Regions from separate parts of the Homo sapiens genome. Here region 1 is linked to region 2. Evidence: read pairs that join two places in POLR2A ChIA-PET (ENCODE). Cell type or tissue: Panc1. All regions are shown on one strand. Each heading gives the region's core, and the rest is flanking DNA. Links, peaks and the distances in the headings are about the cores only. Region 1 overlaps SKAP1 (src kinase associated phosphoprotein 1). Region 2 overlaps LOC124904017 (a long non-coding RNA gene).

What was found. Peaks named below come from ENCODE experiments on the same cell type or tissue, not always from the same donor. Only the 100,000 strongest peaks of a DNase experiment are listed, where the experiment ranks them.
Region 1: POLR2A ChIA-PET joins it to region 2 with 7 read pairs; 2 of 35 experiments call an interaction of 5 or more read pairs at or near these places.

What each region holds. Positions count from the first base shown.
Region 1 is chr17:48,206,592-48,217,773 of GRCh38, forward strand. All of the region lies in intron 4 of SKAP1 (src kinase associated phosphoprotein 1), which reads right to left. It also overlaps the pseudogene LSM3P1. Among named protein-coding and RNA genes, the nearest start is that of MIR1203, 56 kb to the left of the region's middle. In Panc1, for the core only: no CTCF peak of the experiment used is centred there; no DNase peak of the experiment used is centred there.
Region 2 is chr17:48,011,929-48,021,487 of GRCh38, forward strand. LOC124904017 (a long non-coding RNA gene) reads left to right here. Exons shown (of 2, transcript XR_007065826.1): 2 at 165-312. Among named protein-coding and RNA genes, the nearest start is that of MIR10226, 16 kb to the right of the region's middle. RefSeq lists a silencer at 534-583 and enhancers at 3,097-3,598, 3,599-4,098, 5,776-5,875. In Panc1, for the core only: no CTCF peak of the experiment used is centred there; no DNase peak of the experiment used is centred there; H3K27ac peaks cover 339 bases.

The sequences.
Region 1 (11,182 bases), core at 1-4,000, 190 kb after region 2:
GGGAATTGATGGCTGGGATGGAATAGGAATGCTGACTCCTCCCCTATCATAATATAAAATCAATAGGTAATGTCTGAAATTGATAAACTAAAAAAATAGCTGTCTAATCATATTATTTAGAAGTGTGGAAGAGACACATCAGAATGGATGAAAAAGTTAATTTTTAAAAAATGGAAAGGGGTTGCCTCTGGAAAGCAGAACTCCAGGGTGACTGCTTGTAGTATTATTTGATTAAAAAAAATTTTTTTGGAAATGGGGTCTTGCTATGTGGCCAAGGCTGAATTCAAACTCCTGGGCTCAAGTAATCTTCCCACTTTAGCCTCCCAAGGGACTACAGGTACACACCATTGTGCCTGGCTTTATTTGATTTTTAAGAACTATATGCATACATTATTTTGATAAAAATAAAAATAGAAAATTTTAAAAATAGTTTTTCAACCATTTCACAGTACAGCCATGTCTCCATATTTATATAATGATGTCCATTCTGAGTGGCTGATTACACAAAATTCCTAAGCTTGGTATGAAGGTACGTGGCAAAGGAATCCAGAAAAGAAAGAAGAAACCAGTGTAGAATGAAGAGAAACAATGCTATTAAAACCACTTGCACAGGTTGGGCATGGTGACTCACGCCTGTAATCCCAGCGCTTTGGAGGCCGAGGCAGGCAGATCACTTGAGGCCAGGAGTTCAAGACCAGGAGTTCTGGCCAACATGCAGAAACCATCTCTACTAAAAATACAAAAATTAGCTGGATGTGGTGATGCATGCTTGTAATCCCAGCTACTCAGGAGGCTGAGGCACAAGAATTGCTTGAGCCTGGGAGGCAGATGTTGCAGTGAGCTGAGATTGCGCCACTACACTCCAGTCTGGGCAACAGAGGAAGACTCTGTCTCAAAAAAAAAAAAAAAAAGAAAAAAAATTTACATAAAGTTATATTTGAATTAGATATTGTCTTAAGAATACTTTAATAATCTGTAGTCTGTATGTAATTTTAAGACTCATTTACAATTCTAATATTGTACTTTATACCATACGTCTAATTTGCCTTAGCTCTTCCTACATTGCAAGGGGACCCACAAAAGCAGGAGGTCTCTTTCCACTGGAGAGCTGTTTTATTTCATAAGGAATAAAAGGTATGGAATCCCATTATGAAATTTGGGGTCAGAAGCCCAGGGTATAAACTTGGGTTGCAATTTACAAAGTATTATTGTATTACTGGGCATGACCAGAATTTGATCAAGTACCTGTAGATCAAATCAAATCAAGAAAAATTTATCTGGAACCTTCCACGTGGGAGGTTTTGTGCCAGAGAGCACAGAATTCCTAGAATGTCCTAGAATGACTTCAGATCAGTGCAAAGACAGAGACAGCACAGACATGATTTTAATTTATAGGGTTGGAAAAGTACAAGGCTATAAAACAGGACACCTGTTGTCTTGCATTTATGTTAAAGGTTTCACCTTTTTAAAAAATAATCAGAAACACATAATCATTAGTCTTGACATAAATTATACTTTAGATTGGGAGTGGAAATCGTGTTTTCAGAATAGGAAGGAAGGAAAAGTAAAACCAACTGCATGTAATTTTTCAAGTGGAAACAACGGCAATATGAAGATATATGGGCGTTAGACCCACTGGTAGAGGAAGGAGGCTGTGCTCTCTTACCTCTTACCATGTCACTCCTGTGACCTCTACCATTTGAAATGCTTTGATTCCACCTTGCCCAAGGGACCTGTGAGCACCGGGGAAAGGGATGAAGGATGCCTATGCCTGACCTCACCTTTACATTGTCTAACGACTGAAGGTATAAATCAGCTTTCCCCTTGAAGACCCAAGTGTCAGTAGCTCATGTGAAATGCTGGAAATATTAAATGATGTCCCCGAGGGTTTTACTGTTACTCAGTTTTCTCCTGTAACTGGGAGAGCTGTTCACATGAAGGATACTCTCCCCCAGGACCTCAATTTGTATATAAAATGAAGTATGAAACTCCAACAACTTCTTGCCAGTTTGGAAAGAAAATAAACAATTAGGGGAGGCTGCACTTAGCCCATTGTCCTGTTTATATTTCATTTATCTCTTTGACTATTCCTAGTGAACAGTTTACACCAACAAAGGTGTGATAACACTCTTATTACAAATCCTTATTTCCAGGGCAACAAATCTTTGACAGTTACAAAATCACCATAGACAATTCAATGTGTTTTTGTAATGGACAAGAACAAAAGCTCTTCCTTTAATCCTATTTAGCAGAGGGAGTGTGCTAATAATTAGAAGTGAGAGGCAAGTGTCTGGATGCCAGGGTTCCATGTCTAGCTAGGACTTGGGCCTGTATCTAAATCTCCCTTCCAGATTCTTTCTGCAGAATTTACAAAATCTATGGATGCTTACTTCTCCTAATATACCTTGATTCATTAATCCTCACCACTACCTCTATAATATGAGTAATTTTCTATAATAAGAAAAATGACCATTTTTCTCTTGATGGAGAAATTAAAGTGACTTGCTCAAGCCTCCTAGTTAGTAAGTGGACAAGGCAGGAACAGAAGGAATTATCATGGCAATCCTTAGCATTAGTCTGTCTACATCTCAGTCTTTCCTCCTCCTCTTTCCATCAAAAACTTAAGTACTGCTACACAAAGAATACAGTCCTTATTATAGAAACATTATTATACATTTATGTGGGGCTTTAAAATTTTTTAGAGCACTGTCAAACCTCCTATTTAACTTGGTTTTTATAATAGTCCTATTAGGTTTGTATTTACAGAGTCTGGAAGGATAGGATAAAAGTAATAAGAAACAAAATAGTTGAGAAGAAAAGCCAGTGAAATATTAAGGATTACCTAAGACATTGTAGAATCTTAATTACCCCAGGTTTGTAAAAGCTGGCCAGATACATGAAAATATTGATTAGACTGACTGTGCCTGTGCTGTAACAGGGGAATGATCACTAAATGACTCTTTGCTCTGTGTTCTAAGGTTGGATTCCATGTATGAAAGGATATTCAGAAGAGTGTAATGTGCTCTCTTAACATGAGCTCTCTTGCCATTTAACTATGGCTGAATTAGGGGCAAACAGCACTGCTTCTCTAGAGGTAAGAGAAAGTGTGAGGGCTGAAGGTGATTTCAAACAGCAGGTGAAGGAAGATGAAGAAATAGATACTTTTCCCCTCAGAAGTCTAAAACATCTTCTGAATCAGGCCCGGTTGTTTTGTTGTTGTTGTTTTATAAGTAGAATTGGTGCTGCTTAAATGGTGTGTGTTTAAGTTAACTGGAAAAGGGCCCCTCTTCCAAAATATCTTTTCAACTGACTTCTGTAATTCCTGAAATTCCATCATTTGGGGCCCATTCCCTTAGATTAAAGCATTATTCCCTGTTGAACTACAAATGCCTCTGGGAGAGGTAGCACATTAATCGAGATATTCTCATCCACAGTGTGGTAACAAGCTAGTACATCAGAAATCACTGGGAGGAGGAGGCACAGAGCTCCAGCTCTCCTAGGGATAAGGCACAGCTGTCTGTACCTATGCGGTAGACCACTGAGTAGAGGTAGATAACTGACAGATGTCAGGTAGCGACGCTTATCCATGAGGTCACGTGTGTGTGGCTGGCACTGTTATACGGAGCCATTATCAGTCATCGACACCTTGGAGCCGTGGTTCGTAACTCTGGCTGCACATCGGAATCACCTGTCTACTTTTTAAAAAAGTGTAGATACCTGAACTGCACCCCAGATATACTGATTCAGGATTATCTGGAGTGGGGCTGAGGCATGTTTATTTTTACAAAGTTCTATGAGTAGTTCTGATGCTCACCTAGGGCTAAGAACCACAGCCTCAGAGTAGATTTGTATGTTAGGTCCTTATCATCCTGATGGCTTGCTGGAGGGCCTTGGTGAGGTGGGCCCAGGGAGGCCCCCAGGTGGAGGGCCTGGACAGTGAGTATCAGAACAAGCACGAGGGGCAAGAGAAGTGCTATAGGCACCAAAGTAACCAAAGGTGACCTGGAAAAGAGCCAAGACAACTTGTACTCACAGCAATTTTAACAAACTACCCAGGATCATTATTACCAAGACTAGAATAAACTACATTAATCAACCAATAAAAGTTAGGACTTCTGCATAACACCATTTAAGAAATACTAAAGAAATTATTATCTGTGCTAATATAACTCTGGCTTTAATCGTTTCCATGGCTGAGGAGGCCACTTGTAGTCATTTCATCACTGTGGTATCTTTCCCATTCTATTCCTCATAGTCTCCTCCCGAGTGTTACCCTGCTCGGTTTGTCCTCGGCTACCCTCCAAAGGAAGTCCTTACCAGATGTATCATTAGGATTAGTTTAGCCAGTGTGACGGAAAGCCCCAAATAATAGAGGCCTTAACAAAATAGAAGGTAATTTGTCCCTCATGTATAAAAAGACTGGGGGGAGGCACCCCAGGAATGGGAGGGCACTTCATGCTCCTCTTTTTTTTCCTGAAAAAGAGTTTTGCATCTTGGTGATCACATTTATTAGAAGGGTTGGAGAAAAATAAAAATGCCATTTAGCTTAAGAAGTTATGAATTATCTGGGCTGGGTGCAGTGGCTCATGCTTGTAATCCCAGCACTTTGGAGGGCCAAGGTGGGAGGATGGCTTAAGCCCAGGAGTTTGAGACCAGGCTGGGCAGCACAGTGAGACCCCACCTCTATTAAAAAAAATTTTTTTTTAATAGAAGTTATGAGTTGTCTGCAAATCAATTCATTTCAGGAGTGGGAGAATTTCTTAATATCAAAATGTTTGCTGGTTTCTCTTTTGAATGTCCTGAACATTTAAAGAGGTACCTGTACAAAATCTCCTATTTTCCATATGGGATAAATTGTTTCAGCCAACTCTCAACGGAGGGACAACCAGGACAAAACATCTTCTGGGAAAAACAGCATTCGAATATTCTGTTTCGCTGATTTATATATCTCTTATATATGATGGCTTCTTCCTCAATTTCTGTAGTAGTCACAGTTTCTTCCACATCTCCCAATAACATATTTAAATGTAGATCATAAGCATGTAATCTGCCTAGAAGCTCCTGGTAATCTCTCATTTATCCATAAATTCATTTATCCAGGCTGAGCCTGATGAAATCAAGGGGCTCCTCTATGGTGTTGGTAGTTTGTTGCTGGTTTATGTCGTCCACCATGTTTCAAACCCTTCGCCCTTTCCTCTTCAGGCTCTTTCTATCTTTATAAAGTATGTCATTTGTTCGTCATGGTCCAAACTGGCTCCAGTTCCAGCCAGCAGGAAGGAGGAAAGGGGCAACACAGACAGCACCACCATCCCTCTACCTGCTTAAGGACACTTGTGTGTGGCCCTAAAAAGTTGACACATTACTTACACATTCCACTAACCAGAAGTTAAATCACGTGGTCAAATCTAGTTGCCGTGGAGGCAGGGAGTTGTTCTGGGCAGCCACGAACCCAGAACTGGGGGCTAGCTAGCAGTCTCAGCTACACCAGTAATACTGCACACAGCTAAATAAGTATTGGCAGTCACCTTATGAACCTAGAATATCCCACTGGAAAGAAAGAAAATGAGTATGGTAAGAGAAGACTGCTTAATTCCAGGTGTTGGGTAATTCGTGGCGATTAGAGGAAAGTGTTTTCCACTAATGAAGAGTGAGAATTTGTTCAAAGTAGTTATCTGTGGTCCAAGAATCATAACAGAGGCCTCAAATAAATGAAGTGTTGGTTTATCTTTTGAAAGGTTATGTTTCCTCTTGGAATTATGTGATTCAAAAGTCCACCTCTTGCCTAAGGAAGGACTGGAATACAGGCCTTCTTGTCCAAGTTCCTGAAGTTAACTTCTATAACACTGTCAGGAGCAGAACAACATATAAGACCACTGGAGTGTGCGCTAGCTGTTAGTGCTCACAAAAAGTAGGAGAAATGTTAGTACTAATTTCACACCCAAATTTGCTTAGATGTGCTTAAAAAGATTCTGATCAATGAAAAGGTATACTTTTCCCTAACTCTAGGGCTCCAAGTGCTTGAGGGTTACAGATAATGCTGTTCTAGATGCATGTGGTATAAAATACAAATAATCTGTTTAAGTCTATGGCAATGTTTGGATTGCTTCACTGACTAGGATGATTTTAAAAGTAAAGCACTGTATCTTTTCCAATCTGATCTCCCTAAATCATGCAATAGACTTGTTTCCTTTCTTTGTGTTTCTCATTTGTCCAGCTCATTGAATCGTATGGCTATTTACCTCAGTTAGATAGAGAAACATGGTGCTAAGGAGACGAAGGTGACCTGGTGCTAAGGAGACAAGGCTTTATCCCAAGTGGGTTGATTGGCGTGCAGAATTCAGTTCTGTTCCATGTCTAGTTGACTGCTTCTCTACCCCTGGCTAGTTATTCTGAGGGGATGCATGCTTCTTAAAATGGGGGGCTGAGTAGGAAAGAGTGGGTGCCTCAGCAGAATTAAGCTGTACTGTTGGCCGGGCTCAGTGGCTCATGCCTGTAATCCCAGCACTTTGGGAGGCTGAGGCGTGTGGATCACCTGAGGTCAGGAGCTCGAGACCAGCCTGACAAACATGGAGAAACCCCATCTCTACTAAATATACAAAAATTAGCCGGGTGTGGTGGCAGGTGCCTTTAATTTCAGCTACTTGGGAGGCTGAGGTAGGAGAATCGCTTGAACCCGTGCTTGAACACCACGGAGGTTGCAGTGAGCCGAGATCACACCATTGCACTCCAGCCTGGGCAACAAGAGCAAAACTCTGTCTCAAAAAAAAAAAAAAAAAAAGCTGTACTGTTGTAAACGCCCTGCAAAGGCCCTTATACAGAGTTGATGGGCCAGAAGTACCTCTATGCAAAGAGGAACATAAGTAGTTTGGATATGAAATGGTCTCTCCAACAATAAGCCATTCTACTTTCAGGAGACTATGACCTAGCAGCTTGGAGATTGAACTGTGGCATCAGGAATGGAAAAGAAAGCTAGTGTGGCAAGAACAACTGTCATATTCACAGGACAAGGTTTAGGGCTCTCCGTCTTCTGCTTCTTGCTGATCTGGGTCACCACATTCTGCCTCCTATTTCCAACCTACCTTGGTGTTTCCCACCCCCAGCTGAGTTGTCACTATGTGTTGAGGAAAATCATCTCCATAACAGGAATGATATTTGCCACTGTTTTCACTTATTCTAGATAGAAATGTTATTTCTCACCACAGAGGAAGACTTTTTTCCCTCTTATCAAAATCTGTCAGTCTATCCACACAACCTGGAGAACAAATGTGTTTTTTATCCCTCTGTGAACAAACACGGCTCAGCACCTGCACAGCACTCAAGGGTGGCCAGACCTCATCCTGACTCTGAGCCAACTGCTGCTCTTGGAGAGAGAAAGTAAAAATGATTGATTCTACATCTTAATTAAGATAAACAAAGAGGGACATCAAATAATGGCCCTGACAGTTTGAAACAAACTAAAAGTACAGCTTAGCATTTCATAAAATAAAAAGCGTTTGATGTGAGGATGGCAGTTTAATAATTTGTAAATATCACTGGCTTAGTATTATAGCTAATCCAAATATTTTCATTTCTCATCATAAGTCACCCTCTGTTGATGGCTTGTCCTCTTCAACTTACAGCTTTCACCCTCGAGCCTTCAACAGAGGCAGAGAGGAGAGGAACAGAAAGGATCACAGGTTCTCTCTGGAATGTGAATTACAGCCTCAGCTTCCTTTATACTTTCTGATTCTGAATATTCACTAGAAAATACCACTGACCAGCCCAAAGGATGTATTGCCTTCTTCTTCATCTCCTCTAAAACATATCAAACTTTAATTACAGCTTCCTATTAGCTTCTGATTGTTTCTTCTTCTTTAATTTTTTGTAGAGATGGGATTTTGCCATGTTGCCCAGGCTGGTCTCAAACTCTTGGGTTCAAGCAATCTACCCACCTTGGCCTCCCAAGTGCTGGAATTACAGGCATAGGCCATTGCACTGGGCCTGATTGTTTCTTAATTAAGAGAAGCTGAACTTTCTCCAGTTCCTTTTTTTTTTTTTCTCTTTTTCTAAAATTAGAGGCTGGGCTCACACCTGTAATCCCAGCATTTTGGGAGGCTGAGGCAGGCAGATCACTGGAGGTCAGGAGTTCGAGACCAGCCTGGCCAACATGGTGAAACCCTGACTCTACTAAAAATACAAAAATTAGCCAGGCATAGTGGTGCGTGCCTGTAGTCCCAGCTACTTGGGAGGCTGAGGCAGGAGAATTGCTTAAACCTGGGAGGCGGAGGTTGCAGTGAGCTGAGATTGCGCCGCTGCACTCCAGCCTGGGTGACAGAGTGAGACTCTGTCTCAAAATAAAGTAAAATAAAATAAAATAAAATAAAATAAAATAAAATAAACAGATGGCATTCCACTATGTTGGTCAGGCTGGTCTCGAACTCCTGGGTTCAAGCAATCCTCCTGCCTCAGCCTCTCCAAGTGCTGGGATTACAGGTGTGAGTCACTGCACCTGGCCTCTGGTTTTTAAATTATAGAGAAATAAAAAAATTGAACCACCATACTAACTGTAATGTTCCTACAGTACTGTTTTTATATCATAATGAAATAGTCAGCTATAGATCTATATCTAAAATGTGTTTTATTGCCCTAATGCCCTCTGAAGAAGGGTAGCTGAAGGGTAGGGGTATTCTTGTTAATGCCTATGTCTACACTTCCTTGGGTGGGTATGGAGGAAGACAAGCAGAAAGCTGTGATAATAATTATAAAAAGATAAAAGTGGAAACCTCTATGTTGGCCATAGCCTTGTGATTTGGCTTTTGTGAAAAATATTCAGGGAAATAGTAGGGAATTTTAACAATTGATTTGGAATTCCCCAGGGTGCAAGCCACAACATATATCTGCGAAAGCAGAACCGAAGGAACACCATTGGGCAGACGGAGGCTTTGGGCTTTTTAAAAAGGTATGTAAAAAGGGAAGGGTGAGGATGCAGACGTGTCAGATCAGCCTGTTGTGAGATATGACTCTGGACTCAGGAGAAGACCATTTTCTCATGGCCTCCCCATTCTTTTTGCTAAGGTTCTTAACAGAAATTTTTTTTTTTCCTGCTGTTGGATGATACCAAGTCCAGGCTCGAGACCACACTGGATGGACATGACAGGCAGGGGCCCACAGAGGGAAGCTGCAGTTCAGATAATTCTCCACAGGGAAGCAGTATGAGATCAGGGTTTAGATAGAGGCAGCCCCAGCATCACCAGCTCTCCCTGGTTCTAATTGGAGACAGTTTTCCTCCTTTCCTTTCACTGTGTAAGATAAGCACCAACAGGGCAAGCTCACCTTTCAGGAGAGCCCCTGAGCCTAACTGCAATCCTCCATGTAGCCCTTTACTCCCAGGCCTGTTCCTCCTCACTTAAACAGCTGGCTTTCAGCATATTGCTTTGTTTATTCCATCTCTGACCTATGCATTATCTGAAGGATGCCATAAGGGTTCAACATGCCCACCTTTGTGAAATTACCTCATTCTGAGCTGCTGGGTTCATACCACTGACACAGAGGGGAAACCTGCAGAGGGAAGCTTAGCAACATGTCACACACATGTTGTTCTTGGCAGTATGAATTCCGGTGACTTTTGACATTTCTTAAACAGGAGTCAGTTATATCTTTCCTACTCTGAGGAAAATGGTGCCAGCTACAACTTGATCTTGTTTGAGTTATAGAAGCAATACAACTTTATAGACAAGACTCTGAATAGAGAGCTTACAACTGAGATTCTATCTTGACAACATCCCATTGATAGAGTGTGTGATAACTGCAAAGCCACTATTTATCTTACTTGCTTATGAAATTGAAATAACATATTGCTGATAAGTCTTAAGAACTAAGTACCCTATGTCCACTTTGCACAAGCACCCAATACTGTGAATATACTTTTTTTTTTTTTTTGAGACAGGGTCTCACTCTGTTGCTCAGGCTGGAGTACAGTGGTACAATCTCAGCTCACTGAAACCTCCACCTCCTGGGATCAAGGGATCCTCTCACCTCAGCCTCCAGAGTAGCTGCGACTACAGGTGCACACCATCATGCCAGGCTAATTTTTGTATTTTTTGTAGAGACAGGGTTTCGCCATGTTATCTAGGCTAGTCTCGAACTCCTGAGCTCAAGCGATTCAACCACCTCGGCCTCCCAAAGTGCTGGGATTACAGGTGTGAGCCACTGCACCTGGCCTGAATATTCATAAGAGATAAAATTTTGCCCTCTCTTTTGTCAGACATTCTCTAGAATGCATGTTCTTTCATGGACAGATTGGCAAATATTATAAGTATCAGATTCAAAACTTTCTAAGAAATTTAAATGTTGAATTCTTCTAATACAAGAAGCAAAAATTCCATTTTCAGCGTTTCATGTGTTGAGAGTGAAAAGGGGGAATATAAGAAAGAAGTGAAGTCCAGATTTCCTAAAGTACATCTCAGGTAAGCCTCTCTCTTATCACATATTTTATTTTTTTACCTGAAATATTTCAGAACTTAAATGTTTTTGTCAAATTTGAAAAAGGTGTGTGGTATTGACTTCTTCATACTGATCTCATTTTTATTTTCTTTATAGTCTGTCCAAATCATTTTCAGGCCCCTTAAATCAGTTACCTTTCTTCTAGGGACAATCAATAGAAAGCAAGCAAAAAGAAAAAAGAGTGAGACCTGCCCTCTCAGTGGTCTCCTGGGTAACTTTATCTCCCAGACAGGATGATGCAAAGATGAACAGAAGAGGGGTTTCTGAATAGATTTCCAGTAGGATTGCTGTCAAGATGGGATCAGCTGCAATGGTGCCAGATAAAAACTGCAGGAGACCGAGATGGGTGGATTGCTTGAGCTCAGGTGTTTGAGACCAGCCTGGGCAACAGGGCAAAACCCCATTTCTACAAAATACACAAAAATTAGCCTGGCCTGGTGGTGTGCACCTGTAGTCCCAGCTGCTCGGGAGGCTGAGGTGAGAGGATAGCTTGAGCCAAGAGGTCGAGACTGCAGTGGGCTGAGATTGTGCCACTGCACTCCAGCTTGGGTGACAGAGGAAGATATTGTCTCTAAATAAATAAATAAGAAAAGGTTAGGTAAAGGTAAAAATTATATGGAGTCCACTGCAATATCTCTTATCCAAAAGAAATTTGTTAAAAAAAAATTTTAACAGCTCAAACTACCTTTGAGGCTAATAA
Region 2 (9,559 bases), core at 695-4,694:
CCTCTCTTCCATCCCGCCATCTCTCTGAGGGGCTTGCGTCTCCCTGATGCGCTCTGGTGTCTGTCTGAGCCATCCATCAAGGATGGCAGGCTGGGGGAAACATGAAAAAGAGCCTATTTGGCTATTAACATCCCCTCCCGCTTTGTTGTCTCTCTCCTCCCCAGTCCCCTACCAGCCCCTCACCCAACCCCTCCCTTTTCCCCTTTTGCAGGAGACAAAACCAGACTGACAAGCTGAAGACTCAAACATTAATCAAACTGCGCTCCGGAACAACCTTTCCCTCGCATTAATAAATACATTTGCGGCCCCTCATTGGACAGTTGGCCTAATTTGTTTCTTTTTCGCGGGGTGGGGGGAGCAGCCGCGCCCGCGCCCCCTGGCTCCCAGCAGCCCTGTGCAAAGCAGATGTTCCGCCGCAGACGCGGAGCTGCGCCTAGCCGCGCGCCCCGGAGGCCGCGGTTGCCATGGCGACGGCGGGGCCGCCTGCTGTCGCCGAGCACGCTGTCTCGCCCGCTCAGTGATTACCTCCATCTCCGCAGTGTTCGCCATACGGCCCGGATTCTAATCAGATCCCCTCCCCCCTCCCCCCTCCCTCCTCCGCCCGGCCCACTACCCCTTCAGCTCCCACAGCCTTGGGACTCATTGAGAACTGCCCGCGCATCCCTGACGGTGCCCAGGAAGGCAGAGTGGGGGAGAGACGACCCGCACTCAGCCTGTGTTTAGGGAGGACTGGACCCAGTGCGGTTCGCAAGAGGTTCTGTGTCCCCAGGCCATCTTTGGTGACATTGAACCCCGGGAGTCCAGCTCCCAGCACTGTCCCCTGAAGACTCCTCCTCCTCCCCCTTGGTATGTTGAGGCAGGTCACCTGAGGTCCCCAAGAGAGGTAAGGCAGGCAACCATAGTTCCCCTTCCATCTGGACAAGACTCTTCCATTCCCGTTCTGTAAGTGCTGGGAATGATTTCATCTGCACAGCCTGGAGGTGGGCAGGGTTTCTGGAACCATCAGAGCATCAGCCCAAGCCATGCTTCTTGTGCTAAACGCAGTGGTTTCTCAGACTAAAGGGAGGAGTGGAGAAGCACAGGTCTGGTACTCTAGCCACTCAGGCCTGGCCTGAGTTAGGCCCATGGTTATTTGACCCCCTCCACATCACACACACACTATGCTTTCCATGCTTCCAGGCTGAGGGTGGTTTTTTATAGGTGGTCTCAGATGTACCCCCGGCTGGCAGCCTTGCAAGGGATGCACTGCGAACCCTCTCCGGACTTAGTAATGAACAAGGGGCAGTGCGATGCCTCGGGGCCTTGGGGTACCTGGCTGTCTTTCTGTTAGGGGAGGAGGGTCCTTTCCCTGAGACTCTGAGGCTTCACTATAAGATCCCAAGCATAAACATCCCTGGCTTTAGGAGAAACGAGGTAATAACAGAAGCCAGAGGCAAGAGAGCACAGAGAGGTTGGGAGTGAGGCCGGCAGGGAAGAAGGCAGATTTGGGACAGGAAGATGAGATTCTGGGTTCAGATTCCACCTTCCAGCCTAAATCACAAGGCAGGAAGCCTGAGGTGGTTGGCGTAAAAAATAATTTTGCTCAAGGGGAGGAACCCTTTGGAGTGACGAAAAGTAGAAACACTCATGTTCCAGAAGTGTTACCAATGCCAGGGAAAGCTTGCTTAAACACTCTCACAACATCCCAAATGCCAGCCTCCTTCCAATGTTCGCCGGAAAGTTCTGAGCCGTATTAGCAAATAAGAAGAAATGCCAGGCTGAGCTCTCTCTCCGAGGCTACTAAGAATCCTCATGCTAGAGCTGCAAGGGCCTTTAGAGATCTGGACCGATCCTTCATTTTACAGATGAAAAAACTGAAATCCAGAGAGGAATGACAACTGGCCAAGATCCCACAGCTAGAAATAGTGGAACCAGGTTTTTATTTCTGCAATAGTGGCCACTGTTCTGCCCTCTTTCCTCTCTCAGAGGCAACCAGCTGGGAAACTCTGGTTTCCAAGTCCTCTCTCAGAGGCAACCGGCTGGGAAACTCTGGTTTCCAAGAGGCACAGACAGAATCCCAAAAATCTCAGGCCTTTCCCAGCCCCTAGTCACCCTGCCTCCTGAAGGCCTGTCACCTACCTGAAGGCAGCTCCACTAGAGTGACAGCTCCTGTTGGCCCTGGCTGGCTCAGGGCCTCTGGGGAGGGTATGGGGGGATGGTGGGTTGGGAGAGAACTTTTGTGGGGCCTCCTTCAGTCAATGGTCTACAGCTCTGTCTTTGTCTGTCTGTCACTCAGAAGGGAACTGCTGAAGGGAGAGGTCAGGCTGGTCGGTAGAAAGGGAGAAAGAGGCCTATCCCTGTCAGAGAGGGGTTGGGAAGAAGGCAGGCAAGGGGACCGAAGCTCCTTCAACCTCCTCATCCTCTCCCACTCCAACTCCTGGGCTGTTTCCCCTAGGGAATTCCAGGCTTTGCTCATTTTAGGACCAGGGCAGCAACTGCACACAAAGGCCCTTCTCTTCTTGCCGTGTGAAATCCTGGCTCCCCATTGGAGAGCTACTCCCTTACCCTGCCCTGTCTGCAAGAAGAGGCTGCCAAGGGGTCTAACTCAAACCTACAAGGCAGGGAGTTCCATTGCGTTCCCCTTCCATGCAACCAGCACCCTGACTCCACCCCTGTGCTTGCCCGTGTCCCTGCTCGCGCCTGCCACATCAGATTCCCCAGGCTCCCTCACCCCCCCGTGCAATTTAAAGCAGATTCATCCCCTGAGAGCCCCAGTTTCCAGGCCACCCTAGCTTCTACTGTACACTATCCTATCTCCCCAGATTGTGCTGTTTCCAGTCTCCCCTTGTTCCCTCTGCACACGAATCTTCCTCCCCAGATTCAACTGTTTTCAGGCTACTCCCTCTGTCTGCCCCCTGTACACGACTGTCTCCCCAGATCCTGCTGTTTCTAGGTTCCCCCATATTTCCCCGGTATACAAATTGGCCTCCCTGGATTCAGCAGTTTCCAGAAGCCCCTTGCTCTCTCACTAGGCAGTTCCATCTCCCCAGATTCAGCTGTTTTCAGGCTCCCTTCATTTGCCCTGTACACAGGTACCCCTCCCAGGTTCTGCTGTTTCTAGGCTTCCCGATTTCCCTTGTATACGCATCAGTTTCTAGCTTATGTTGATCCCAGCTGCCTAAGGGATTCAGCAGGTTTAGGGAGAGTGGAAGGAAGAAGAGAGTCAGAAAGAGGAGGAGAAGAAAGATGGTCATCAGGGAAGCTCCGGATTTCTCTTGTGACCCTAAGCAGCTTGCATATGACAGCCTCTGGGCCTCTGCCTCTACAAATAGGTCCCTTAAGGCCATCTGCCCTGGGATACCCCAATCCCCTCCCCATTGCTGCTGCCCAGGATCTGAGCTTTAAGTTGGACATCCTCCGGAGGGCCCCCGTCTTGGCAGGAGTGCTTATGCTTGCATGAGGTGGGACAGGCAAGAGCCTTCCCAAGCCAGGAGTTCCCTTGTCTCTCCTCTGCTATTTCCTTCTTGCCTTCCCAGCACCCACGCCCGCCCCCTTTTTTTTTTCTTTTTGAGTTGGAGTTTCACTGTGTCGCCCAGGCTGGAGTGTAGTGGCGTGATCTCGGCTCGCTACAACCTCTGCCTCATGGGCTCAAGCAACAATCCTGCCTCCGCCTCCGGAGTAGCTGGGACTACAGGCGTGTGCCACCATGCCTAGCTAATTTTTGTATTTTTAGTAGAGACAAGGTTTCACCATGTTGGCCAGGCTGGTGAACTCCTGACCGCAGGTGATCCACCTGCCTTGGCCTCCCAAAGTGGTGGGATTACAGGCGTGAGCCACTGTGCCCACCCCCACCCCTTGTCTCTTTCTCATGTGTTGCACCTTAGCTCTCCTCAATTTATCCACATACAATTTATTTTATTTTATTTATTTATTATTTTTTTTTTGAGATGGAGTCACAAAGTGCTGGGATTATAGGCGTGAGCCACCACGCCTGGCCTTTTGTTTTATTTTTGAAACAGTCTTACTCTGTCGCCCAGGCTGGAGAGCAGTGGCATCATCTCATCTCACTGCAACCTCTGACTCTGGGGTTCAAGTGATTCTCCTCCTTCAGCATCCTGTATCCACATAGAATTTAAAGGAAACTCCAAATGCACTCCCAGAACTAAAGGGAGTACAGAACTAAAGAGTCACACTTTTTTTTTTTTTTTTTTTTTTTTTTTTTTCAGTTTTCAAGATGGAGTAGTATCAATCTCAGGCCCTGGAAACTGCCCCTGGACTAGTTTCCTGGCATGCTTCTCCAGCCTTTGTAAACAACTGTTTCATCTGCAGACTCCCTGCATCCTAATCCTCCTTGGGGCTGGAGGTGGGAGGGTATGGGAAGTGTTCTGCAAGGTACTCCAGTCTTCTTATCTTCTCTGACTCATTTAGCTACTGCCTGCAAAGTTTCCACTGGAATCTGGGGAAATGGTCTGATCCCTCATCGCCTTCCTCCATATACAGCTGCCTACCCATTAGACTAATCCCAGCCATTTGTCAGTCACGATGCTCCATCATACTGGCCCCAGCAAACTTTCTGGTTTCACTAAGAAATAAATAGGAAGGGCAGGCCCACTGGGTCCAGGATAGTGCCCTACAAGGAGACCTTTCTTCAAAATGAAATCCATACCTGGGTTCAGGCCGCATTGCTTCTGCTCCCAGCACCCGAGAGCATCCTCAATCACCTCACAAGTGGGAATGACAACGCCTGCCTCCTTCACTGAGATAGAGGTACAAAAAAATTACATGTGTGAAAGAAATAGAATACTTTTACGGATCCTGACAAATGTGAGTTTACATAAATCCTATTAAAAGAACATTGTGCAAGAAGCTTTTCTGTGTCTTGTATATAAATTATCCTCAGAAAAGAAGTGCAGCTGATGGGACTCACTTATTAATTTCATTATTTAAAAAACAGACGTGCTGGGCGTGGTGGCTTATGTCGGTAATCCCAGCACTTTGGGAGGCCAAGGCGGGAGGATCACTTGAGGTCAGGAGTTTGAGACTAGCCTGGCCAATATGGTGAAACCCTGTCTCTACTAAAAATACAAAAATTAGCTGGGCATGGTGTTGTGTGCCTCTAGTCCCAGCTACTTGGGAGGTTGAAGCACGAGAATCACTTGAACCCAGGAGGCACATGCAGCAGTGAGTCAGGATGGCGCCACTTACTCCAGCCTGGGCGACAGAGCAAGATTCTGTCTCAATAAATAAATAAATAAATAAATAAATAAATAAATAAATAAATAAAATAAAAATTAGAAAACGCTATTGGAGCCAGCCATGGTGGCTCCCAGCACTTTGGGAGGCCGAGGTGGGCAGATTGCTTGAGCTCAGGAGTTCGAGACCAGCCTGGGCAACATGGTGAAACCCCGTCTCTACTAAAAATACAAAAATTAACCAGGCATGGTGGCAGGTGCCTGTAATCCCAGCTACTCAAGAGGCTGAGGCAGGAGAATTACTTGAACCTGGGAGGTGGAGGTTGCAGTGAGCAGAGACTGTGCCACTGTACACTAGCCTGGGTGATAGAGTGAGACTGTTAAAAAAAAAAAAAGCATGCAAAGAAAAATGTGCATTGGGGTTTTGAGTCAAGAGCCCTGCTATTTTTTCTTACTGCCCAGGAAGGCACTCCTTGTCAAGGGAATTCTATTTATAAACGTTATATTCTCATGATCTGCAGAAAACACAGGGCAGAAAGAGGAAGAGGTAAGAGGGTTCCAGGAAACCCTCTTTCTTGTCTCAGTTCTGTCCCTTGTTAGCTGTGTGACATTGGGTAAGTCAACCTTTGAGTTTCACTTTCCTAATCTGAAGGCCTCTAGCTTGCTCTCCCAGAAAGATCCACTTTTTTTTTTCTACCTTAGAGTATAAACTTCAGTCAGTGCCCAAGCCCCTCAGACCCCTTCCTCAACCTCCCAGCTACCTTGGGGAATGGGTCCAAATCTCCAGAGTTGGAGGAAAAGGTCTGTATTTGTTTTCTGTTTGTTTGTTTGAGACAGAGTCTCACTCCATCACCCAGGCTGTAGTGCAGTGGCGCAGTCTCGGCTCACTGCAACCTCCATCTCTTGGGTTCAAGCAATTCTCCTGCCTCACCCTCCCGAGTAGCTGGGATTACAGGCATGTGTCACCATGCCCAGCTAATTTTTGTATTTTTAGTAGAAACAGGGTTTCACCATGTTGGCCATGTTGGTCTCGAACTCCTGACCTAAAGTGATCTGCCCACCTCGGCCTCCCAAAGTGCTGGGATTACAGGAGCGAGACACCATGCCCAGCCAGGTCTGTATTTCTTGACAGTGTTTCTTGATCAGAGGCCCTGTTTTCTCAGGACAATTGCTGTCCCAGGTGCCCAGGGTCTCTCACCTTCGTGTTCCCATGGAGGTGCTCACAGCTCTGATGTGGGAACCCCCAAGGTTCTCCTCTGTGGTCTAGGGAGTATCTAGGAATGGACTGCAATGCTCAGCACTGTGAGATAACTCCTGCCCAATAGAGAGTAGAGATGCCCTCTAGGTCTGGTTCCTGCAAGCCTTTTCATAGTCCCGTCACTGATCCCGGCCAGGCTAAGGATGAAAGAGGGGCTTGTCTTACAGCACCATCTTCTGGGCAAACCTGTGAGAGCTACTTCTTCTTGCTGCCATCTGGAGAACACTGAGATTTTGGGGGACTTTGGGTCCCAGAAGTTTTGTTTGTTTGTTTGTTTGAGATGGAGTCTCGCTCTGTCACCCAGGGCTGGAGTGCAGTGGTGCGATCTTGGCTCACTGCAACTTCCATCTCCCGGGTTCAAGCGATTCTCCTGCCTCAGCCTCTGAGTAGCTGGGACCAGAGGCGCACGTCACTATGCCCAGCTAATTTTTGTATTTTTAGTAGAGACGGGGTTTCACCATGTTGGTCAGGCTTGTCTCAAACTTCTGACCTCGTGATCTGCCCACCTCGGCCTCCCAAAGTGCTGGGATTACAGGTGTGAGCCACCACGCCCGGCCGATTCCAGAAGTTTTTATCTTACCTGTTTCCCCAAGATAAATTAATTCTGGACTTTTCCAGCCATCTCTTAGGAGAGGATGTTCCAAGAGCCCTCCAACCTTCCAAACACAAGGCTGCTAGGAATGGTAAGCAGCTGAAACCAGTCTTCCAATCATTCCACCCAGAACCTGAGTCCTCACCTACTCACCCCATATATCCCCACCCCAGAACACCCTGTCACTCACTAAGAAGCTGTTGTCTGGAAGCAAGGTTATAGCCTCATCACTTCCAGAGTTTTCTTCTATCCTCAAGTTTATTTGTTTGTTTGTTTCAGATGAGGGCTCACTGGCAGCCATGAGAGTAAAACACATATTTTCAATCTCTTAAAAATCAGGTGTCTGGATTGGCTGTGATGGCTCATGCCTGTAATCCCAGCACTTTGGGAGGCTGACTTGGGTGGATCGCTTGAGTCCAGGAGTTCAAGACCAGCCTGGGCAACATGGCAAAATCCTGTCTCTACAATAAACAAAAAATTAGCCGGGTGTGGTGGCATGTGCCTGTAGTCCCAGCTACCTGGAGGTTGAGGCTGCAGTGAGCCATGATCACGCCACTGTACTCCAACCTAGGCGACAGAGCAAAACTCTGTCCCTTAGGAAAAAAAAAAAAGGCTAGGCATGGCGGCTCAATCCTGTAATCCCAGCACTTTGGGAGGCTGAGGCAGGAGGATCACTTGAGCCCAGGAGTTTGAGAACAGCCTGGACAACAAAGTGAGACCCCCATCTCCCTACCAAAAAAAAAAAAGCAAAAAAAAAAAAAGCAAGGTGTCGTGGTGTGCACCTATAGTCCAAGCTACATGGGAAGCTGAAGTAGGAGGATCACTTCTCCCCAGGAAATCAAGGCTGCAGTGAACCGTATTCATGCCACTGCACTCCAGGCTGGGTGACAGAGCAAGACCCAGTCTCAAAAAAAAAAAAAAAAAATCAGATGTCTAGACAAAGAGAAATTGTGGATCTGGTCAAATGGAATCAGATCCCTCTTGCTACTTCTTTTTCTTTCATTTGAAGTGTATGTGTCTATTTTCAGAGTGGGGTACGTGAGAGTGATAAGAGGGCACTAAATATATAAGATATAAAGTAGACTTGTGTTTTTTTTTGTTTGTTTGTTTTTTGTTTTTTTGAGACGGAGTTTCGCTCTTGTTGCCCAGGCTGGAGTGCAATGGTGCAATCTCAGCTCACTGAAACCTCCACCTCCCGGGTTCAAGCAATTCTCCTGCCTCAGCCTCCCGAGTAGCTGGAATTACAGGCACCTGCCACCATGCCTGGCTAATTTTTTTTTTTTTTTTTTTTGTATTTTTAGTAGAGACGGGGGTTTCACCATCTTGGCCAGGCTGGTCTTGAACTCCTGACCTTGTGATCCACCTGCCTTGGCCTCCCAAAGTGCTGGGATCACAGGCATGAGCCACCGTGCCCGGCCGACTTGTTATTTTTAAACATACTTTTCAGAACCTAAATATTCAGATCATTGTCCCTGACAAAATGGTCCTTTTGGAGGGCCTTTTTTGGAATGATTGCCTGCAATTATCTGAATTAATTCAAGCACCAACTCTTCAAATTCTGAGAGTGGACTTGATTTTTGCAAGCTGCTTGGTGAGTAAGATCAGCAATCAAGCTGGGTGGTACTGTTTTAGATCAAGAATGAGAAGTGACTGTAATGAAAATATTTCGTTTTGGGGGTCATAAATTGACCCTGAATTCCTGTTCTCTTCTTTAACCCAGGTTCCATGTTGCTAGCAGAGTTCCTCCCTCAAAACATAGAGCTGATATCACTTAACAGCTTGAAAATCTTCAGTGGTTCCCTATTACCTTCAGAACACAGGCCAAGTTCTTTACTGACTTTTTGTTTTGTTTTGTTTTGTTTTTTTGAGATGGAGTTTCGTTCTTGTTGCCCAGGCTGAAGTGTAATGGCACGATCTTGGCTCACCGAAACCTCTGCCTCCTGGGTTCAAGCGATTCTCCTGCCTCAGCCTCCCGAGTAGCTGGGATTACAGGCATGCACCACCACACCCTGCTAATTTTGTATTTTTAGTAGAGACAGGGTTTCTCCATGTTGGTCGGGCTGGTCTCGATCTCAGGTGATCCACCCACCTTGTCCTCCCAAAGTACTGGGATTACAGGTGTGAGCCATGGCGACTGGCCACAAGCCAAGTTCTTTAGCTCTGTGGTTGGGGTAAAGAAGAGCCAGCAATGGAGTCAGACCAGAATGGGTTTAAATCCCACCTATGAGCTCTGAGGCAAGTTATTCAGTCTCTCAGACTCTCAGCTCTCTCATTTGTAAAAAGAAGGCTAACGGGCCAGGCGCGGTATACCCAACACTTTGGGAGGCCAAAGTGGACAGATCGCTTGAGCTCAGGAGTTTGAGACCAGCCTGGGCAACATGGTGAGACCTCGTGTCTATTAAAAAATTTTTAAAAATTAGCTGGGTGTGGTGGTACATGCCTGTGGTCCCAGCTACTCGGGGGACTGAGGTAAGAGGATAGCTTGAGCCCCGGAGGTTGAGGCTGCAGCGAGCCTATCAATACCTACTTTGTTAGGTT